Regions from separate parts of the Homo sapiens genome. Here all the other regions are linked to region 3. The links are chromatin loops, found by intact Hi-C in ENCODE. Cell type or tissue: OCI-LY7. All regions are shown on one strand.

Region 1 (5,000 bases), 170 kb before region 3:
ATGTTCAGCTCCCACCTATAAGTGAGAACATGAGGTGTTTGGTTTTCTGTTCCTGTGTTAGTTTGCTGAGGATGATGGCTTCCAGCTTCATCCATATCCCTGCAAAGGAAATGAACTCATTTTTTATGACTGCATAGTATTCCATGGTGTACTCATACCACATTTTCATTATCCAGTCTATCATTGATGGGCATTTAGGTTGATTCCATGTCTTTGCTATTGTGAATGGTACTGCAATGAACATACACGTACATGTATCTTTATAATAGAATGATTTATATTCCTTTGGGTATATATCCAGTAATAGGACTGCTCAGTCAAATGGTATTTCTGGTTCTAGATCCTTAAGCAATCACCACACTGTCTTCCACAATGGTTGAACTAATTTACATTCCCACAGACAGTGTAAAAGTATTCCTATTTCTTCACAGCCTCTCCAGCATCAGTTTCCTGACTTTTTAATAATCGCCATTCTGACTGGCATGAGATGGTATCTCAATGTGGTTTTGATTTGCATTTCTCTGATGAATAGTGAAGTTGACCTTTTTTTATATGTTTGTTGGCCGTATGAATGTCTTCTTTTGAGAAGTGTCTGTTCGTGTCCTTTGCCCACTTTTTGATGGGGTTGTTTGTTTTTTTCTTGTAAAAGACATGTATAATACATTTTAAAGTAACTAAATGAAGTGTTTATGACTTCCAAACAAAAAAAAGGGAATGTAAATAATAACAAAAATTACTTAATACATTAAAAATGAAGCATTTAAAGACAGAAAAAGAAAGTAGAAAAGATAAGGCATTAAAAGCACAACATAAGACTGTAGATTTAAATAGCAAATGTATCATTAATCACATTAAACATAAATGGACAAAATGCTATCATTTAAAAAAATTGTCACACTGGAAAAAAAAGAAAGCTCAAATTAATATTAACTGCAAATAACAGATTTAAAACATAAAGATACAAAAATGCTAAAATAAAGAGACAAAAAGACCATTAAAGCAGGAAATAAAATAAAGCAGATTTGGCTATAAAAACATCAGCCAAATATAAATGATAGGGCAAAAAGATGACTAGAAACAGAGATCAAAATATTATGATAAAACATTTATTTCATCAGGATGAAATAAAAGTTATCTGTGAGTGTACACCTAATACCATAAAGCAAAACTTGATAGTGCAAATTCACAATCATAATAGAAGACTTTAACAAACTTCTCTGTTTGTTACAGAGATAGAGAGACAAAAAAATCATTAAGAATATAGATTTAAATAACACAATTAGCAAACTTAATGCAGATATGTTTCTATCTATGCATACAAAACTGCAGAGTGCTCATTTTTTTCAAGAATATATTAAATACTTGGAAATAAAAAGACCGCATTTGTGGCCCCAAAGCTAACATTAACACATATAAAAGAACTAAAATAATACAAAATACATTCTCATGTCACAATGCAAGTGTGCTTGAAACCAATAACAAACAAAAAAATTTCCATATGTATGGAAATTAAGAATATACCTTTAAATACTTAAATAGCAGAAGATAGATAATGAAAAAAGTTTTAACTGAATGGTAATAAAGTTAACAAATATCAGAACTTGTGAAATGCAGCTGATGCAGAACATGATAAAAATAAAGAGCCTTACAATTTTATGTTAGAAAAAATATGGAGATTAATTAGCTAATAATATTTCCTAAGAAAATAAGTTATTGATATTAAAATAAACCCAAATATATAGAAAGGAAAATAAGATAAATGCAGAAATTAATGAAAAAACAATGTTACAATAGGGAAAAACAATGAAGGTAAAAATTAGTTTGCTCTAAGGTAAATAATAAACACACTTCTCACAAATGAGCAAGAATAAAAGAAAATAAGAACAGTTAACCAGCATCTGGAATAAAGCAGTGGCAAAATCACAATTTCTGCAGTAATTATAAAGATAAGAGATTATAACTGATAAATGTATGACACACCAGATTGAAAATCTAGTTGAACATATTTCTAGAAGCAGACATTACCAAAACTACCCAAAAGAGGAACAGAAAGACTGAATTTTTCTATAACTGATTGAAAATTGAATTCATAAGCAAAAGCTATCCACTACGGAAATGGAAATTCATAACCAGGTTACTTCACTGCTGAATTCTACTGAACATTCAAAGAGGAAGAAACTTTAATCGTACATAAGTTCTCCCAAAGAATAGAGAAAGCAGAAATGTTTCACAATTCATTTTATGAGGCTCACATATTCTTAATATCAAAACCACACAAAGCAGACGGTGACATCAAAAAGATAGCAGAATAGGAAGTCCCACAGAAGCAACAATTGAACAATTATATATAGACCAAAATACTTTTATGATATTTCCAAACTCCAGATAGGAATTTGCTGTACCCCAGGTAAGCATAGAGCTGAGAACAGGCACATTGAAATGGGAAAGAAGAGCAATTAAGATTTACCAACATTAGGCACTTCCCAAGACAGCACAGGTTGTTCCAGAGAAAAAAATGTCTCAGCTCGTTATTTCTCCCTAGAGGAAGGGAGAGGGAGAAAAAAGTGGAAAATGTATACAAATTTTTGGCTTTTCTGCAGCCTTCCTGAAAGAATGACTTTTCATTTCACTCAGAGTGCTGATGGGCTTGGCATAGTTTGGATGCCTAGGGGCTACTAAAAGCAAAGATGAGCAGGAGGGGCAGCTTACTGAGGCCAGCACAGATTGGCAAAATCAAGAGAAGGTGCAAAATCTGAGGCTCCTCCCATGAAAGGGAGGGAGAAGACTGAAATTTTTATCCACTGTTTCATAGTTTTAAAGGGCTGCCTAAGGGATTAGCATCTGTCTCATTTTACTTGAGACACTGATAAAGAGCTGACATAATTTGGGTGCCTAGTGGATGATAAGAACAAAAGAGGATGTGTAATGCCATTACAGAAGCAGACAACTTGGAGTGCCACAAACAGACACCAGAGGGAGCAAGAAATTACCAGCTATGAGCCCAAGCAATTGAGAAATTGCATGCCCATACCCAGAGAAGTGACATCCCTCCAAAACTGGTTTCAGAGGCCCTCAGAATCTAAAGATAGGCTAATTGGTGAGGGTCCCTCCTGGTATGAAGCCAGTCCCTAAGTACTGGGAAAGGTGACTTTTTTTCTAATGTGCAGAACCGAGTACAAAGTTGTGAGACACACAAAGAAGCCAGGAAACATGGCTTTAAAAAATGATGCACAATACTTGATAGGTAGTTTTTCTACCCTCACTCACCTCCCACCCTTCTTCCTCTAGTAGTCCCCTGTGTTTACTGTTTCCATTTTTATGTCAACTTGGACACAATGTTTAGCTTCCACTTATAGGTGAGAACATGGTTTTCTGTTTCTGTGCTATTTGCTTCAGATAATGACCTCCAGCTGCATCCATATTGCTGCAAAGTACATAATTTTATTTTTTATGGCTGCATAGTATTCCATGCTATATATGTACCACATTTTCTTTATCCAGTCTGCCCTTGAAGGTAATCGTTGAAGTTGATTCCATGTCGTTGTTATTGTGACTAGTGCTGTGATAAACATACTAGTGCATATATCTTTTTGGTAGAATGATTTATATTCCTTTGAGTACCTACCCAATAATGAGATTGTAAGGTCAAGGGGTAGTTCTGTTTTACATTCTTTGACACATCACCAAACTACTTTCTACAGTGGCTGAACTAATTTACATTCCCACCAACAGGGAGAAAGAGTTCCCTTTTCTCTGCAACCTCACCAACATCTGTTATTTTTTGTCTTTTTAATAATGACCATTCCAACTGGTATGAGATGGTAACTTGTTGTGGTTTTGGTTTGCATTTCTCTAATGATTAATGATGTTGAGCATTTTGTCATCTGTTTCTTGGCCACTTGTATGTCTTCTTTTGCAAAGTGTCTATTCATGTCACTACCTGGGTGAGAGGATTATTTGTAAACTAAACCTCAATGACACACAATTTACCAACATAGCAAACCTGCACATGTACTCTCTGAATCTAAAATAAAAGTTGAAAAAAAATTGTTTTAAAGTGGCTTAAAAAATCAACCCTGAATGAAAATTATAGCAATCTCTGAAATTATGTTAAAATGTATTTCACTTTATGTGTGCATTATCAACCTGAGAGGGTGGCTAAGAATATCTAAATTGTATGTTTATATGAGAAACATAAGAATTAACAACAAATATAAATAATTATTGATTCTTGCTTAAGAATCTGTGTTGCCAGTCCAAAATTCTTTAGGAATCACAAATATTAAATGAATGTACTATACAAAAAATACAAAAGTAGAAGAGCATAGGTAATCATGAAATCATATTTAGAATTAGAATTAGAATTAATTGGAACTTGCAATTAAATACAACTAACACTTTTAAACTTTGAAAAAAATGGAACAATATAAATCTCCAGAAATTGATCTTTAAAAAATGGAGATATACAACTTACCTGAAACAAGTTCAAAACAATCATAATAAAGATGCTCTGTGAGCTCAAGAAAACCATTCATGAAGAAAATAAGAATACAAACAAAGAGATAGAACATATTTTTTAAAAAGCAAACAAATTTTAGAGTTAAAGAGTACAAAAAACTGAACTGGACCATTCAGAAGAAGAACCCAACAGCAGGCAAGATCAAACAGAAGTAAGAATTAGCAAAATCAAAAATCAGTCATTTGAAATTATGCAGTCATAAGAACGAAAATAAAATAAAATGAAATATAGGGAAAAACGCTAAGGAACTTATGGAAGACAATCAAGAGGAACAAATTAAGAATTAAGAAAGTTCTAGAAAGAAAAATGAGAGAAAAGAAGGAAAAAGCTTATTCCAAGAAATAGTAGTCCTAAGCTTCCTAAATCTGGGAAAGAAAATGGACATACATATTAAAGAAGTCCAACAAACTCTAACTAGAGTGAATCCAAAGAAATCCACACCAAGATAATCAAATTGTCAAAAGTAAGACAGCATTTTTTT
Region 2 (5,000 bases), 630 kb before region 3:
AAGCAACTATCATTAAAAATTTGCACAAAAAGGCCGGGCACGGTGGCTCACACCTGTAATCCCAGCACTTTGGGAGGCTGAGGCGGGTGGATCACGAGGTCAGGAGATCGAGACCATCCTGGCTAACACGGTGAAACCCTGTCTCTACTAAAAATACAAAAAAATTAGCCGGGCATGGTGGCGGGCACCTGTAGTCCCAGCTACTCAGGAGGCTGAGGCAGGAGAATGGCATGAACTGGGGAGGCAGAGCTTGCAGTGAGCCGAGATCGCGCCACTGCACTCTAGCCAGGGTGAGAGAGCGAGACTCCATCACAAAAAGAAAAAAGAAAAAAAACAATTTGTACAACAACTAAGAGCAAACACTCTTAAAAAAGATAAAAAAAAATTAGAAAATCTCAAGTCAGAATTAGAAAATATAAAGCAGAACTAAATGGAAATTTTTGAAGTAAAAAATACAATAGACAAAATCTAAAACTCACTTGCAGATGTAACAGAATTGTGCATTAAAAAAGACCTGAAGTTCTGCCTTTCTATAAAATCAGTAAAAAATTGGGAAAATTTAGAATTATTTTTTTTTCAAATTTTAAAATTAAACATAGATTATCAGAAAAAAAAAGAAGTAGCTTTTTTTTTTTTAAAACAAAATGGCTGAATTCCACTAAGAACAGTGAACTATTTGGAATTTTAATTTATCATAGTTCCATCTTCTTTTCTTTAGTGTATCAACACCCTTGGAAATAATAGCCTGAATTTCCAGTACAGAAGGTTGTGGAATAGATTTTATTCACAGTTAAAAGAAAATTGAACCATCTGGTATCCTCCTAGAAGACAGACTCAAAAGGTTTGTCTTTATTTTACAAAACTTAAATTTACCAGTGATAAAGATGCAATCTGTGATAGGGGAGATTTTTCAAAATACTTACAGGCAATTGTTTTTGGGAATGCTCCCTGAGGTAATAAATGACAGTTGAGGAAAACAATAGAGTTAACTAAAATGCTTAAGAGGAAAGGTGAAAAAAAAATGAGGTAACCACAATGGCTTTGGAAATCTCTGATGTATTCTTGGGAATGTAGAATTCCATCTGCCTGCTCAGGGCTGCACACAATCTTAGAAAAGACATGAGGATCCCCAAAGATATAAGTGTGATTGACCTTAGCTCTACACAACATGTTGAGAAGACTAAGGCATAATAGTAAACTTCCTGAGTATGAAAGTCATACCCAATATGCAAACAGATCCGTGGCAAAAAAATTAATAATAATTAGTTGCAGAAATTTAAAGAAATATTTATCAAGTTATTTGCTGACCACTAAGCTAATGGAACAGAGACTTTAATGTCCACATATGGCCAATTATACACAGTTCACATAAGTTTAGACTGCTTTGCCACTTCCCACCTGTTAGATTTGAAACAGCCTCATTGTCTGGGGTGATACCCGATGTTCATTGTCTCACAGCATGGAGAACAAGGATGCAGACACAGAAAGAGTGATTTTGAGAATGGAAGTTGAATAGTTGAAGGAAAGAAAATAGCTCTCCTACAGAGAGGGGTCCTGAAAAAATGGCTTACCAGTCCTCAGAGAAATGCAGGGGGGTGTATAGATGAGTGGTGGGGAGGTGGTATATGATGTAGGTAGCTCAAACAAAAAAAAAAAACTGGTTAGACCAGGTGTGCCATTTGCATAGGGCATAAATTTCTGGTAGCCCCCAACCTAATCTTTTATAATGCAGGCTGGGTCTCTTCCTGAGCTGTGCCATGTTGCCCATTCCTTTGTTCCTGTACACGCTGTAACAAAAAAAGGGAATATGGAGCCTCCATGCCTGGACATGCCTGGTCCCCAGGTAGCCTTTTTCTATTGGTGCAGCTACCAGCATTCCCCCGTGCAAGCTTCTAGCTTCCTTATTTATGTTTGCAGCTCATTTTTTCAGGCTGCTCTTTGTTAGAAAACAAAATGATTTTGGCAGATGCTTTTTTTGGACGGGAAATTCTGCAAAGGACTCTTTTGCCCTCACTATCTGCCTACGTAATTTATTTCTACCTCCTGTATTATCTCCCCCATCAAGAGTGGAAACCCTAACTGCTCTTGGGGGTGGGGGGCTGGATGATGACTTCTTATGACTACTTTCTGCTGGAGAGGGCGTCGTGTGAGGAACAGCATCTAGGGCTCCTCCTGGGGTCAATATAAGGGTCCTCAGAAGAAAGACATGTCCATGCGTGGTTCCATCTGCAGCACCATTTGGAGCTTAATAGCTTCTAGGCAAGAAGAGATCAATTTTACAAGGTTTAGAATACAGGTTTCGAATATGAGTGTTAAGATTACCACTATTAGTGGGGGTACCATAGGCCATAACCATGACAATGGAGTTTGATAGCCGTTCTGATGGATTTTAATACTGGTTTTCTCCACCAGATGTCGCTCTACTTTACCAAAAATGTTAATATAAAAGCAACATTTGTTTCTTTGAGAAAAACATATATTCCCCTGTGACTTCCTGTTAGAAGATAATTTTAGGTCTGGGCCATCTTTTATAACTTCCGATATGATTGGGAGAAATACATTATTGGGTGGCTAGAGTAACTTTAGTGTTAACTTTGGCTACGTAATCCCTGTAGTTATTAATCCTGTTATAAAGACGATAATTTGGCTGTTAGAGCAATTAGAATTTTCTATTTAGAATTCCACATCTCAGGTGCCTTGCCCTACTATAAATGGTATGGTGAGTATAACAATTCACACATGGATGGTGTAGTAAATAACTTCCATCTAAAATTTTACTCACCAAGATATAGAATTTTCCTTTGGGGGTTTAGGAAGTTACAAATATAATCTCATAGATAATCAAAACGTCCCTGAAAATATGCATCAAAAAAGTTGTAATACCTGGCAGCAAATTTTGAGAGGCAAGGTAGAGATAACTGAAAGTATCTGGTAATGTAGGGGTGAGACTGACTAGGATGAGTAGCTCTCACTCATTTACTTATCTTTTATGATTTTCAGCTTAAGAGCCCCTCTTTTTACATTGATATCCAGGATGTTCCTTTGGGCCATCCGGGGCTGTTCTCTCAGCTTTCAAGGCTTTGACTGGAGTGTGATGTATCCGGGAGTTGATTCCTCTAACTTTTACTACTGAAGGGGTTGAAAGAACAGTGTAAGGCCCTTGCCAGCTTAGGCTTAAGGAGGGAGAGCGAGAGGGTAGAGCCTTAACCAATACCAAATCTCCTGGGTTAAATAAAGGTGGTCCTATTTCTTGGGGTTGGACTTCTGCTAATTGTGTTAACTCCTGTCGGAAGTGAGTCTGAGAGGTTACATGTTTAACCAATTTAGAGGTTTCCTGGTCTAATAGGAAATCACTGGTAAAGAAAAGCCATCCATGCAGCCTTTCAAAATGCCTTAGATCTAACTTTGAAGGGGTATTTCTTACCCACAATAAAGCCATGGGAAGAAGAGTGACTCAAGGAAGGTGAGTTACTTGGGACAGTTTTCCGAGTTGTATTTTGACAACATCATTTGTCTTCTTTACCCTTCCTGAGAACTGGGGTCTCCAAGCACAATGGAGATTATATTGTATGACTAGTGACTTTGAGACCTTCTGTGTGATGCTGCCTTAAATGAGGGATCGTTTTCGCTTTGAAAGTATTTAGGTAGACCAAAACAGGAAGTTATTTCATTAGCACTTTTATTACCTCAGAAGACTTTTCTGTGTGGCATAGAAATGCTTCTACCCAGTTAGCAAAAGTATCTACCCATACCAGGAGGTATTGGATGTCCTTCGTCTTTGGCATGTGGGTGAAGTCTATCTGCCAGTCCTCCCCTGGATAGCTTCCCATCCTTTGGGTTTGAGAAGCAAGAGCCGTCTGTTAAGGGGATTATTTTTAAGGGAGACTTTACAAGCATTAACAACTTGTTTGACTGTTTTTGTAAAGTTCTCTCCCGAAAACAATCTCTGGGCACACGGGTAAGTTTTGTCTTTTCCCAAGTGAAAAGCTTGGTGGAGGATTTTAAGAACTTTCCACTGGCTGGAGGATGGCAAGTGGAGTTTGCCATCCTCTGACTGTAGCTATCCTGAGGCTTAGAAAATGTACCCTTGAGAGATGGCCCATTCTATCTCTACAGCAGAGTACTGAGGCTTAATGTCTCTTATTTAGCCAACCCAAATTAGAGAGACTTTAAATGTATTGAGTCCCTGAGGCTTTCTTGCTGCTGATTTGGCTGTCTGATCAGCTAACTTGATCTTTCGGCTATTTCATCTGTTCCCTTCTGATGTCTCTTACAATTAATCACTGCTACTTCTCGTGGAAGAAAAACTGAGGATAATAACCTGCTAATTTCCTGATGATATTTTATAGGGGATCCATTAGCATTAAGAAAGTGTCTTTCCTTCCAAATGGCAGCATGAGCACGAAGAACTAAGAAAGCATACTTGGAGTCAGTGTAAATGTTAACTACCATTCCCTTGCTTAGTTCAAGTGTCCTTGTAAGAGCTTTCCGTTCAGATATTTGAGGGCTTGTTTGTGGAGAGAGGGGCACACTTTCAACAACTATTGTATATCCTGCTTTAAGGACTCATTGGTCCACAAAGGAACTTCTATCTGTGAAGAGAGTCCAGTCCGGATTTTCTAGGGGAGTTTCCCTGAGATCCTCCCTGGCTGCATAAGTCTGTACCACTATTTGTTCACAGTCATGTTCAGGTTTCCCAGTTTTCTTGAGGAGGAAAGTGGCTGGGTTTAGGTGAGAGCAAGTTTTTAATTGGATTGTAGGCCCTGCCTACATCAGAGCCCTATATGTAAGGAGCCAGCTGTCTGTTTGCCGAAGGTTCCCACTAGAAGACAGCAATCTGGGCACATTATGTGAGGTATAAACAGATAAGTAAGTTATTTCTCAGAGTTAATTTGGTGGCCTCTGTACCAGTAAGGCCACTGTGGTAACTGCTTGGAGGCATGCTGGCCATCCTTTAGCCACAAAATTAAGTTCCTTACTCAAGTATCCCACTGGCTGTT
Region 3 (5,000 bases):
TTACAATCGATTTCTGGCTTAATCCAGGTCACCAGAGAATTGTTAATCTGGACTGCTGGGCAACTTTATTTTGACATAGTATAGATCAATAATATCTTTTACAGACATTTTGTCATTAAGGCATTGAATTAAAATAAGGGGAATTATTAGAAACAGCCTTTAAGAAACAAATTGCTGGATTTATTGTCAAGGTCTTGTTGATACTGCTCACAATGTCCTCTTGAAAACATCTCATGAGAGACTAGTTATCTGATGTTAGTAACAATATTTGTTGTTAAGATATTATAACTCATACAGTTGATAGGGTTTCCATCTGCACTGACAGCTCGAAAGTTCAGAATCAAATTTGCGGCTCAGGTTTAGCAAATGTGAAAAAAAATTTTGGCATACATTTTACCTCCTAACTTCATTCAGATGCTCTTCATCCAGCCACTGCTATCTCTTCATTTCTAAATCCATAAACTCTTTTCTAGCTTTGTAGAGACAGTTTGTGTAGTGGTTATGATCATGGCCTCTACATTTAAGTAGGCTGTATTTAAATCTACTTTTTGTCACTTACTATGTAGCCTTGACCTAGTTACTTATATTCTCTATACCTCAGTTCCTCCATCTGTCCAGTGGATATAATAATGGTACATACCTCCTAGGGTTGTTATAAGTATTACATTGGGGTAATATATGCAAAGTGTTTAGAACAGTGCCTGACACCCGGTACTATTAATAACCCAATTTCAGGGGATGCCATTTACATAGAATGTAGCATGAATGATGCTTTTTAGATTTGGACAATGTGATGACTCTGCTGATACATAGTGAGTACTCTATAGATGTTAGCCAATGTTATTGCTCTCACATGTTCATAGACTGTGCAGTTTTAATGAAAGAAATAAACCTATTTCCCTCACTGTCTCCACAAAAGAAGGTGGGCCCACAAAAACCCAGGTTGTAAGAAAACTTTCTAACACTTACTTCTAAGGCTACCTCATCTCTAAATTCAGCCAGCTTCAATCCCATTTTGTTACACTTTGTTTTCTACCAGGCCGTTGATTTGGGAACAGTATGTGACACCAAGTATTATATGTAAACATAATGCCAGGTAGATCATCTTGTTGAACATACGTGTTCATGTGTTGTTATGGTAGAACGATTTATATTCCTTTAGGTATATATTCAATAATGGGATTGCCAGGTTGAATGGTAGTTCTTTTTTAAGTTCTTTGAGAAATTGCCAAATTGCTTTTCCCAATGACTGGACTAATTTACATTCCCATCAGCAGTGTACAAACGTTCCGTTTTCTCCAAAACCATGCCAGCATCTGTTATTTTTGACTCTTTAATAATAGCCATTCTTACTGGTGTGAGATGGTGTCTCATTGTGGTTTTGATTTGCATTTCTCCAGTAATTAGTGATGTTGGGCATTTTTTTCACATGCTTGTTGGCTGTGTGTGTGTGTCTTCTTTTGGGAAGTGTTTGTTAATTTCCTTTGTCCTCTTTTTAATGGGGTTGCATGGTTTTTGCTTGCTAATCTGTTTAAGTTCCTTATAGATTCTGCATATTAGACTTTTGTCAGAGGAATATTATGCAAGTATTTTCTCCCATTCTGTATGTTGTCTGTTTACTTTGTTGATGACTTTTTTTTTTTGCTGTGCAGAAGCTGTTTAGTTTAATTATGTCCTATTTGTCAATTTTTTTTTTGCAATTGTTTTTAGCATCTTCATCATGAAATCTTTGCCAGGTCCTATGTCCAGAATAGTATACCACAGGTTTTCTTCAAGGGTTTTTGTAATTTTAGATTTTACATTAAAGTCTTTCATATATCTTTAGTTAATTTTTTAAATGGTGTAAGAAAGTAGTCCTGTTTCAATCTTCTGCATATGGCTAGCCAGTTATCCCAGCATCGTTTATTGAATAGGGAATCCTTTATCCATTGCTTGTTATTGTTGACTTTGTTGAATATCAGATTGTTGCAGTTGTGTGGCTTTATTTCTGGCCTTTTTTGTTCCATTGGTTTATGTGTTTGTTTATGTATGAGTATCATGCTATTTTAGTTACTGTAGCCTTGTAACATGGTTTGAAGTCAGGTAATGTAATGTTTTAGGTTTGTTTTTTTTTCTTAGGAATGCTTTGGCTCTTCAAGCTCTTTTTGGGTCCTGTATGAATTTTAGCATAATTTTCTCTAATTCTGTGAAGAAAGTCATTGGGAGTTTGATAGGAATAGCATTGAATCTGTAAATTTCTTTGGGCAGTATGGCAATTTTAACAATATTAATTCTTACTATCCATGAGGATGGATTGTAGGGACCAGCCCTACAGGGTCTGTGGGTTTTTCTACTCTTGTGCGGAAATGAGAGATTGTAGAAATAAAGACACAAGACAAAGAGATAGAAGAAAAGACAGCTGGGCCTGGGGGACCACTACCACCAAGACACGGAGACCAGTAGTGGCCCCGAATGCCTGACTGCACTGCTATTTATTGTATACAAGGCCAAAGGGGCAGGGTAAGGAGTGTGAGTCATCTCCAATGATTGGTAAGGTCACGTGAGTCATGTGTCCACCAGACAGGGGGCCTTTCCCTTTTAGGTAGCTGAGGCTGAGAGAGAGAGGACAGCCTACGTCATTATTTCTTCTATGCTCTTCTCAGAAAGATTGAAGACTTAAATACTTTCACTAATTCTGCTACTGCTATCTAGAGGGCGGAGCCAGGTGTACAGAATGGAACATGAAAGTGAAACAGGAGTGTGACCGCTGAAGCACAGCATCACAGAGAGACGGTTAGGCCTCCAGATGGCTGTGGGTGGGCATGACTGACGTCAAGCCTTCCACAAGAGGTGGTGGAGCAGAGTCTTCTCTAACTCTCCTGGGGAGGTCTGCTAAGTAATGAGTGCCTTCCCTAGGCACTGACGCTACTGCTAGACCAAGATCAGCTAAGTAACGGTTGCCTTCCCAGGCACTGGCGTTACCGCTATACCAAGGAGCCCTCTAGCGGCCCTGTTCGGGCATGACAGAGGGCTCACACGTCTTCTGGTCACTTCTCACCTTGCCCCTTCAGCTCCTATCTCTTTATGGCCTGGTTTTTCCTAGGTTATAATTGTAGAGAAAAGATTATTATAATATTGGAATAAAGGGTAATGCTATAAACTGATGATTAATAATGTTCATATATCATCATATCTATCTATAATCTATTTCTAGTATAACTATTCTTATTTTATATATTTTCTTTATTATATTGGAACAGCTTGTGTCCTCGGTCTCTTGCCTTGGCACCTGGGTGGCTTGCTGCCCACAATGGACTATTTTTCCACTTCTTTGTGTCATCTTTAATTTCTTTCAACAGTATTTTGTAATTATTTTCACGGAGATCTTTCATCTCCCTGGTTAACTGTATTGAGTAGGAGTGGCTAGAGTGGGTATCCTTGTCTTGTTCCATAAATTCTCAATGTTTTTGTAAAATGAAAATAATAACATGTATCTCATAAAGGCGTTTTGAAGGTTAAATATAAAGTACCTACAATAGTACCTAATACACAATGTACGACCATTATTAATGTTACTGGGAGAGGAGATGATTAACAGCTTATTGCAACCAGGCAAGATACAAATGATTCCATATTCAGACAAACACATCTATAATTATTAAATAAAGCTTCTGGTCTAGAGTAGAGTTTATATGCTGGAAATCTTCTCAGGGGCATTATTACAATGAGGATCTGAAGAATGCATTCCAGAAAATTCTAAAAATGTCTAAACCACTTCAACTCTTTGCAGTTCTCCCAACCCCAAAGATCAAGGCAAACCAACTCCTGGCAACCCAGTGTTCGTATTGTGCTTTCTGCAGGGTGTAACTGAAGAGAAGTAAAAAATGTCAGTGTGTGTTGAAAGATTACCTGGGGCTCACCAAGTTGCTTAGTATTCTCTCACCTATATTATCGCTTTCAGGAATGTTCTTAGATAAAGATGTAACCAAATTTTTTCCTATCTTTGTTGTCTATCTTCAACCTACTCCTAAATGTTCCCTCCCTCATCCCTTCAGCTGAAAGATGCACTACTAATTTGGGTGGTTGCTAATTAAGATCTTAAACTGTGATCCCCTCTCCTGGAGTATGTGAGTTTTCACAGTGTACAAAAAAAGATACATACACACACACATACGCATACACACGCCACTCAAAACTTTTAACATGTAACAGAATGACATTATAATGATGAAATGCATATAATATTGTATATAAGCATATATAAGTAAATGTAATTCTACAAATATATCTGTTTGCACTGCTGTTATATAAATGTGTCTGACTTTGAACAGAAATAAAATAATTTCTAATTTGAATGCTATCTGGAAGAATCTCCCACTGAATAATTGAGAGAAGTCACTTAATCTACAGTTACTTCAATGTTTCACTGTCAAATGAATCCCCCCTCTTTAGGTGGATGCAAAAGTAATTGTGGTTTTTGCCATTAAAACCACGTACATTGTGTATCAGGTACTATTACAGGCACTTTAATATTTAACCTTCAAAACACCTTTATGAGATAGTTGTTATTAAAAGTAATGACAGGAACTGCGGTCACTTTTGCACCAACTTAATACGTGTTCCTAAGAAGCTGCTGGGGTTCAAATTGCACACTTGCTGGCACACTGGAATTTTGCTGTCAAAATATTTTATGCCTTCATGTGTGGATTACGTATGATCCAAATAAGAATGTCTACATGAGAATGCCACTCCCAAAGCAGCCCACACCTGAGGTCTGCTATAGCATTTGTCCCTTTTCATTTGTTCTTCATGATGCACTGACATTTGTCATTCTTATTCAACCTCAATGACTCTCTAGGCTGATTTAGAATTAATAATACAAACTGTTTCTAGGACTGCTGTAACACAGCTGTTTATTTTATCATTTTATAGAATTAGAGCCCTAAATATTTTTGCTTAAAAATAAAATGAGTGTTAATTTTGGAAATATACAATTAATTCTGCCTTAACGTCCCTCAGGG

The links. Hi-C counts contacts between places; a loop is a spot of excess contacts. Peaks named below come from ENCODE experiments on the same cell type or tissue, not always from the same donor. Only the 100,000 strongest peaks of a DNase experiment are listed, where the experiment ranks them.
Region 1: a loop joins it to region 3, with 14 times the contacts of the local background. A loop is called at or near these places in 21 of 110 quality-filtered maps.
Region 2: it touches region 3 in a loop (7-fold over the local background); 3 of 110 quality-filtered maps call a loop at or near these places.

Annotation. Positions count from the first base shown.
Region 1 is chrX:83,466,791-83,471,790 of GRCh38, forward strand. No RefSeq gene overlaps it. Among named protein-coding and RNA genes, the nearest start is that of POU3F4, 39 kb to the right of the region's middle. In OCI-LY7, a CTCF peak has its summit at 2,973 (motif pointing right); DNase peaks (open chromatin) are centred at 2,101 and 2,971; H3K4me3 peaks cover 1,113 bases; H3K27ac peaks cover 1,168 bases.
Region 2 is chrX:83,006,211-83,011,210 of GRCh38, forward strand. No RefSeq gene overlaps it. Among named protein-coding and RNA genes, the nearest start is that of POU3F4, 500 kb to the right of the region's middle. In OCI-LY7, CTCF peaks have their summits at 2,431 (motif pointing right) and 2,635; a DNase peak (open chromatin) is centred at 2,421.
Region 3 is chrX:83,632,464-83,637,463 of GRCh38, forward strand. No RefSeq gene overlaps it. Among named protein-coding and RNA genes, the nearest start is that of POU3F4, 130 kb to the left of the region's middle. RefSeq lists an enhancer at 2,549-2,898. In OCI-LY7, a CTCF peak has its summit at 2,978 (motif pointing left); a DNase peak (open chromatin) is centred at 2,848; H3K4me3 peaks cover 647 bases; H3K27ac peaks cover 2,638 bases.